Linked DNA regions of Homo sapiens: region 2 is linked to region 1. A link is a loop called in an ENCODE intact Hi-C map of the cell type or tissue named here. Cell type or tissue: CD4-positive, alpha-beta T cell. All regions are shown on one strand. Region 1 has its middle 29 kb from the start of LRIF1. Region 2 has its middle 29 kb from the start of KCNA10.

Region 1 (4,000 bases):
TTTTGGTCCTGGACAGATTTTATCACCTACCAGTTCTGCAGTTCTGGGTCTTAATTTATATTCTCTCTCTCTTTCTCTGTCTCTCTCTCTCTCTGTGTGTGTGTGTGTGTTTGTGTGTGTGTGTGTGTGTGTGTATGTGTGTGTGTGTCCAGGCTAAGGGAAAAGGTTGAACCAGGTAACCTCCAAGGCACCATTCAGTTCTTCAAGTCTTATTGCATTTCTTCTCTTAACTAATTCAATTTTCCTGATTGGTGGTTTGGCCAGTCACTCAGCCAGCTAGTTAAGTATCTTGATTTTAAAGCTGCAATCATAATTGACAATTCAACTTAAGAAAGAGTTAAAGGACAAGCTAAATTTTCACATGTATAAATATATAATTGTTGGTTTAGGCTGTTGAATGTAGACTGGTGGTTCTCTCTTTATGCAGAAAATTTTAGTGGCTTCAACCTGTGATGAATAAAGCCTCACCAGCTTAACTTGATCATTTATTTGATTCTTGCTTCCATGGGCTATGGTAGTGCTCCCTTTAAGAACATCCACGAGTCAAATCTAATTCTTACAAAACTAATAAAATAAAAGAGGATGATGAAAAAAATCAAAGTTTACTAGTTACAGAGGCTCACTGCAGAAGCGAGCAGTTACTTGCTGATGACACTGTTGCTGGGGAGATGTCTTCATAGAAACAATTTATATAGAATTTTTGTGCTGTCAGATAGTTCTTGTAATACTTGTTATCATAGTCATATGTGCAGAAGGACCATCAAAGAGTCTTTGTTATAGTTGTTATCTCACATACAAGCATGAGATCCCCTCCCTTATGATCTGCTGGCTCTACTTTGATTTGGGTTTGATTTAAGTGATTGCGTCTTAGCATCAGCAGCTTTCACAGTTCTAAAGATTTTTTTTTTGAGTCCTCTTTTTGGAGTTTGTTTTCTACATGCAGGATTATGTCACCTGCAAACAGCAATAATTTTACTTCTGTCTTTACTATTTGGATGTCTTTTATTTCCTTTTCTTATCTGATTGCTTATTGTTAAACAGAAAAGGTGAGAGTTGTACACCTTAAATAGATACAATAAAAAGAACCAGAAAAAGCATGAGAGATCATAAAGAACTAAAAGCTGAAACACCTAAAATCACGAGTCTAGGAATTCAAATTATTCTCAGTTTTTTTCCAAAAGATAAAAAAGAAAGGAGCCAATTAGTTACTGAGAGTGTTTAACACAGGCATGAAGCTTTTGTCATCACCCCAGAGATGAGGCTGCTCATCAACATTACTTAAGATCCTGAGATGCATAATTCACTTAAAGATCCTTTTGCTTTCAAGCTTAGATTTTATATATTTTGGAGCCAGAGGTACCCAAAGAGGGTAAAGGGCATCCAAAACACAAGGGCAGGCTTGATAAAGAGACCAATACTTTTGAGGAGGTTATGGAAACCTCAAATAAGGAACCCAAAACTTCTACCACCACTAAGAATTCCAGAGCCCTTTCCTTACTGACTGATTTCAAGGCTTAGAGTCTGGCTCACTCTTCCATGTGGTCATTGCTGCTAAGGATGTCTAGTGGAAAACTATTGAGGAGGCCTGCATGCTCCTCCATGAAATTGGTATGGTTTAATGGGTCTATTATTTCTTCAAATATTCAGAGAAGGAAGACTAAACACATTGCTAATTTTGAAAAAGCCCCTGTTGACATAGACTCCTGAGAGCTGTTCTTGCAGGTGCCCCCATCCAACTGCAGGGTCATGTTGCTTAACCTTGTTCACAGGTCCTATACCATCCTAAGGGCCATGAATGAAATTGGTCTGCTGGCACAATGTGAGGGTTCTGTCCATCCCGACTCACAATTCTGACCTAACAAAGCTTGCCTCCTAGTGCATGGGAACCCCTAGAGTGGACTATTCAGCCCTCCCTTTCTTTTCCAACTCTCAGATTACCCCATTACCTCTGGGTGATCCAGCTCATCCTGTTTATTGGCAATTTAGAGGCCCCTGTGTGCCTCATGAAGAATTACTAGCCAGGCCACACCCAAATTGCAACAACTAAAGAAGATTACGTTAAAAAGTCCTCATCACTTGCCCACAGATCTGGGATCTCTTGAGACCACGCCTCCAAATCCAACTAATTATGCCTCTGGCTAATTCTCAGACCCCTGAAACTGGTAATCACCATGGCCTCTCAAATAGGGATTCAGGCAATCCCTGTGCCTTGTCCCACCACCCGGTGACAATTTCCTCTGTATGACTCTGGTGGTTCATTGGAATTCTACAAGTAGATAACATTTTCTAGCTTTATTAGATACAGCAGCCCACGTTACTGTCATTCTGGGCAAACCATCCAAGTTTAAAGGAGCTACCTCTTTTATACTAGAGGGTATTGCCAGTAAAATCATTTCATGACAAACAGATGCCACTAGATGTCACTATTAGAAAAATCTTTATCAAACAGCTGTTCTTACATAGACGACACAAACAAATGAAAACACATCCCATGCTCATGGATGGATAAAATCAATATTGTGAAAATGACCATACTGCCAAAAGCAATTTACAAATTCAATGCAATCCCCATCAAAATACCACCATCATTCTTCACAGAGTTAGAAAAAACAATTCTAAAATTCATATGGAACCAAAAAGGAGCCTGCATAGCCAAAGCAAGACTAAGCAAAATGAAAACTCTGGGAACATCACACTACCTGATTTCAAACTATATTATAAGGCCATAGTTACCAAAACAGCATGGTACTGGTATAAAAATATGCACATAGACCAATGGAACAGAATAGAGAACCCAGAAATAAACCCGAATATTTACAACCAACTGATCTTCAACAAAGCCACATGTAGGAGAATGAAACTGGATCCTCGTCTCTCACCTTATACAAAAATCAACTCAAGATGGATTAAGGACTTAAACCTAAGACCTGAAACTATAAAAATTCTAGACAATAACACTGGAAAAACCCTTCTCGACATTGGCTTAGGCAAGGATTTCATGACCAAGAAGCCAAAGCAAATGCAATAAAAACAAAGATAAATAGCTAGGACCTAATTAAACTAAAGAGTGTTTGCACGGCAAAAGGAACAGTCAGCAGAGTAAATAGACAACCCACAGAGTGGGAGAAAAATCTTCACAATCTATACATCTGACCAAGGACTAATATCCAGAATCTACAACGAACTCAAACAAATCAGTAAGAAAGAAACAAACAATCCCATCAAAAAGTTGGCTAAGGACATGAATAGAGAGTTCTCAAAAGAAGATATACAAATGGCCAACAAACATTTGAAAAAATGCTCAACATCACTAATGATCAGGGAAATGCAAATCAAAACCACAGTGTGATACCACCTTATTCCTGCAAGAATGACCATAATCAAAATATCAAAAAAGCAGTAGATGTTGGTGTGGACGCAGTGATCAGGGAACACCTGTACCCTGCTGGTGGGAATGTAAACTGGTATAGCCACTATGGGAAACAATGTGGAGAATCTCACAAATCACCACTAAAAAACTTACTCATGTAACCAAATACCACCTGTACCCTGATAACATGGAAAACAACAACAACAACAACAAAAACAAGATTCAGTCATTTGCAACAAGATGGATGGAAATGGAGATCATAATTTTAAGTGAAATAAGCCAGGCACAGAAAGATAAACTTCACATGTTCTCACTTACTTGTGGGAGCTAAAAGTTAAAACAATTGAACTCATGGAAATAGAAGGAGGATAATTACCTTGGAAAAGTAGTGGGGGTTAGGTGAGGGAAGTGGGGATGGTTAATGTGTACAGACAATAAAAAGAATGAATAAGGCATAGTATTTGATAGCAAAACAGAGTGACTATAGTCAGTAATAATTGTACCTTTAAAAATAACTACAATAGTATAATTGGATTGTAACATGAAGGATTAAGTGCTTGAGTCGATGGATATCCCATTTACCTTGAAGTGATTATTATGCATTGCATGTGTGTATCAAAATATGTTATG
Region 2 (4,000 bases), 440 kb after region 1:
GAGCAGAGGAATACTGGCAGCCTCTGGAGGCTGGAAGAGGAAAGGGAATGGGTTCCCGCCTAGAGCCGCAGAAGGAGTGCTGCCCTGCCAGCACCACGAGTTTAGCCCAGTGAAACCCAAGCCAGACTCCTGACCTCCAGAAGTATAAGAGAATAAATCTGTGTTGTTTCAAATCGCTAAGTCGGTGGTAATTTACTATAGCAGGGATAGAAAACTCATGCATCCCCTCAAGGTGCCAGACAGAGCCAGGAGTGGGAAAAGAAGGCGGTTGGCAAAAGGGGTCGTAGACACAGAACAGGGCCAGAGCCTTCTACCAAATTGTGACAAGATGGGGGAATCCATGGTCCTGAATTTGAACATGACCTCCCAGGTTGTTACAAAGGTACCTGTGTCAAGATAGGAAGTGAACACATTTTATGTAACAGTTTGTTAGCTTGACTTTTAAATATTTAGACATATGGTTCATAGGCCACCATGTGCTCTCTTGCCCCAGGCCCTGAAATTGTGTGCAAGAGTCCCTTTGAGGAAAGGCTGAGGATTAACTCCCTCATGGTCATTTGCATGTAGGCCACCACCTTCTATTAAAAAGCAAATGCTCAGCACCAACACTGTGTCGTTAGCTACCAATGACCGCATGAGAGAATGCCTTTGACACTCAGAAGGCTAAGGCTGCCTGGACAGGGTATAATGTCATAGCCACCCTAAACTCTAGTCAGGCAAAATGCATATGCCATGAATTTATTACCATCTCTGGGATTCATGGTAATTAGGCACAAATGGTGGTGTTTGGTTGTATTTTTCTTGTATTTATATAGCTATGCCCCTTCTTATAGTTTATACCTTCTTACTTTGCTGCATCTCCTTTATTTATAACTGGCATTGAAGGAGATGGTATTTTCTCATACTAAATGTAATAGAATCCTCATCCTATACTGATATTCACATATATTAAAAGATATTTCTCCTTTCCATTTTCACAGTAGCCATGATTTCCTGCATCTTTCATGCCTCCTTCCTCCCAGCCCCACCATCTGTCATGGCCAAGTCCTGATATTCCCAGGCTCTCTACCTCTCCTGCCCAGGTCTCAAGTCCTTCCATCTCCCTGGCCACCTGCTCCTGCTCCCCACCTCCCACCTTGAGGGCCTGGCTTCCAGACAACAGGAGGCAGGGTAAAGGCTAAGGCCTTCAAGGGGGTCCAGAACAGCAGCAGCAATGTAACGACTATAGGGAGAGGTAGGGCCACTTCCCAGGATGCCTTCCCCTTCTGTTCCATCTTCTTCTCTCTTGATGAGTTCCTTATCTGCCCAGGACCTTCTGGGTTCTCCACGGCTGTCTGTGCTTTGCCCTAAAAATGATATCAGTTAGTATTTACTGAGCACTTTCTATATGCCGAGTAGCTTTCACATACACTGTATCTTTTGATCTTTACAGTAAGCCCGTGTAGTGGGTCTTATTACATTCACTTCCCAGGTCTGAGGAGGATATGCCCTTCCCCACACATCTGATCAATTGCTATCAGATACCTATTCAGATGAATCTGCCTTCCATCCAGTCAGCTCCCCACTACTTATTAACTGACCAAAGACTCATCATGAAATTTCAGGCTGCAGGTGGATAAAGCATTCCGGGGCTCAGAAAGGTCTTAGAGGCCTACTGCAAATATAGCTCCTTCCCATGCCCTGTGAATATCTACTAAGGGCAGCTTGTGCTGAAGGCTCTTACCAAGGCTGTCCACGAGAAGAAGACCCGTCCAGGCTACTGTCAGACCCCAGGTAATGTTACCAATCTTGTAAATAAAAATACAAAATGTCCAGTTACGTTTGAATTTCAGACAAGCAATGAATGACTTTTTTGTACTTCTGCTAAAAAACCATTCATTGCTTACCTGGACTTCAGCTGTAACTGGGCATCCTCTATTTTGTTTGGCCACCTGAGGCCCAGTCCACTCAGGTGTGGACTTCAACATGACAAGTGGAGAGAAAGCGCAGTTGCAGTTCCCTTCACTCACCACAGGTGGGCAAAGAAGGCCTGAAAAGGCCAGGAGCCTGCGCTGCTCGGGAGAGAAAACCAGAAGCCCATTTACTCAGAGCTGCCCTTCTCTCCCCTGCTGATTCCTTGTGCCCTAGGTCACCTCCTGCCCCTTCTCCTTCTCTCTGTCCTTCTTCCAAGCCACCACACCCACCATTGCCCACAAAGCTGCCACAGCCAAATGGGCTCTTCTTTGCTGACCCCAGCATGCCCAGGTCTGTGATCCAGATAATGCAGGTCAACCCGGGCCACCTTCATCTGCGACCTGAGGGGCAGAAGTGGGAAGGTGGCCAGGTCCCCAGGCCAATGCACACTCCTTCCAATACTGGAAGATACCTCCATGGCTCACCAGATCCTGGCCCTGAGAAACTGAGGGCTGTCCCTTGTTGGTAGAAGGCTCTGGATCAGAAGTCAGGACAGGCAGGCCAGAGGCCCTGACCTCACTGCTGGTCTCCCATTCTTTCCACCTTGGTCCCTGGGGAATGGAGGTTCAGGGGTGAGGGGACACAGGACATTTCCTATTTCTCAAAGGAAACTGTGAGCAGATAAAAGCAAGTATTTTTTATGTTTGTCTTCCTTGAATAAATCTTTACATTAAAGGAGGGTCCAGTTAATTATCACTTTGGCTTAAACATTAGGTCAGCAGATGGTTGAGGGAGATAAGAAAGGTTTGCGGAGGGACTGGGGCAAATAGTGAAAGGCCAAGGGCAAGAGGCTATCCAGAAGCCCCCAGAGGTGCCCACTGGAGGAAATGACCCAAGAGTATAGCCTGGCTGGGCCAAACTCCCATAGCTTCTGGGGTTATAAATCAAGGCCAGCAGCATGTCACTTGCATGGCTATGGTGAGGATCACGTGTAATAATGCGGGGGAGCGGGTAGTAGGATGTAGATGCCACAGATGTTATCATTGGAGGACAACCTCTCGGTTTACCAACTGTGTGGCCTGAGGTAGGGTACTCAACCTCTCTGAGCCTCTTGTAAAACTCTAACATGTGGATCAGATTTTCTTTTGAAAGAGCAGGATCTAGCACACAGGCTTGTTGAGAGGATGGAAGAAAGTGGTACGTGGAAGGCACTTAGCCCAGTGTCTGGCACATTGTAAACTACAGTAATCAGCTGCTATCCAGTGAGACCTCTTCGTATTGTCCCAGATCAGAGTTGTGAGTACAGCAGGAGCCTCCTATCAATTGCTGCTATTAAACCATATGAACAGTTGCTGCCTGGCTGGCTCTGTAAGAAACCTCTTTCCTAGACCTCAGGCTGCTCAACCTATGTCCACTCAAGCTGACCACAACAGCGACCAACTCCTGCTGAGTCCCTGGACCACGTGACAGCTCCCAAACACAGGGACAGAAAACCACACCCCACACCCTGACAGTGAAGCCTAGTGGTGGAGCACATGGGCTCAGACCCAGACTGCCTGGAATTAAATTCCAGCTATGTCATTACTAGCTGTGTGAGTTTGGGTCATTTATTTAACCTATTTGTGCCTCAGTTTCTTCATGTACTAAACAGGGCTCATAAGGCTGTTGTGGGAATTTAAAAAGTTAACAGATGTAGTAATTTTAGAGCAGTTCGGTAAACAAATATTTATCAAATGCCTACTCTGTGCCAAGTACTAGGAGTCTAGCAGACAAAACAGGGAAAAATGCCTGCCCTCATGGTATAAACAATTACAAGATAAATGCACTAGTGGTAAGTGCTAAGGGATCAATAGAGCAGCAGGAGAGAGACAGGCTAGAGTGGGGGCTGCAATTTTGAGTAAGTAGCCAGGGATGGCCCTGACAGAAGTGGGCTAGGCAGACATCTGGAGGACAAGCATTCCAAACAGGGAAGAGCAAGTGCAAAGGCCTTGAGGTGAAAGGATGCAGCAGTATCTAAGGAACAGCAAGGAGGCCATTATGGAACAGAGTGAGCAAGGGGGAGAGTGCTGGAAAGGAGAAGTAATGGGGCTGGGAAACATAAGGCCCC

Evidence for each region. A loop is a pair of places that touch in the nucleus more often than their neighbours do. Peaks named below come from ENCODE experiments on the same cell type or tissue, not always from the same donor. Only the 100,000 strongest peaks of a DNase experiment are listed, where the experiment ranks them.
Region 2: a loop joins it to region 1, with 3 times the contacts of the local background. A loop is called at or near these places in 2 of 110 quality-filtered maps.

The regions. Positions count from the first base shown.
Region 1 is chr1:110,990,952-110,994,951 of GRCh38, reverse strand. No RefSeq gene overlaps it. Among named protein-coding and RNA genes, the nearest start is that of LRIF1, 29 kb to the right of the region's middle. In CD4-positive, alpha-beta T cell, CTCF peaks have their summits at 2,151 and 2,442 (motif pointing right); a DNase peak (open chromatin) is centred at 2,421.
Region 2 is chr1:110,546,590-110,550,589 of GRCh38, reverse strand. No RefSeq gene overlaps it. Among named protein-coding and RNA genes, the nearest start is that of KCNA10, 29 kb to the right of the region's middle. In CD4-positive, alpha-beta T cell, a CTCF peak has its summit at 2,047; no DNase peak of the experiment used is centred here.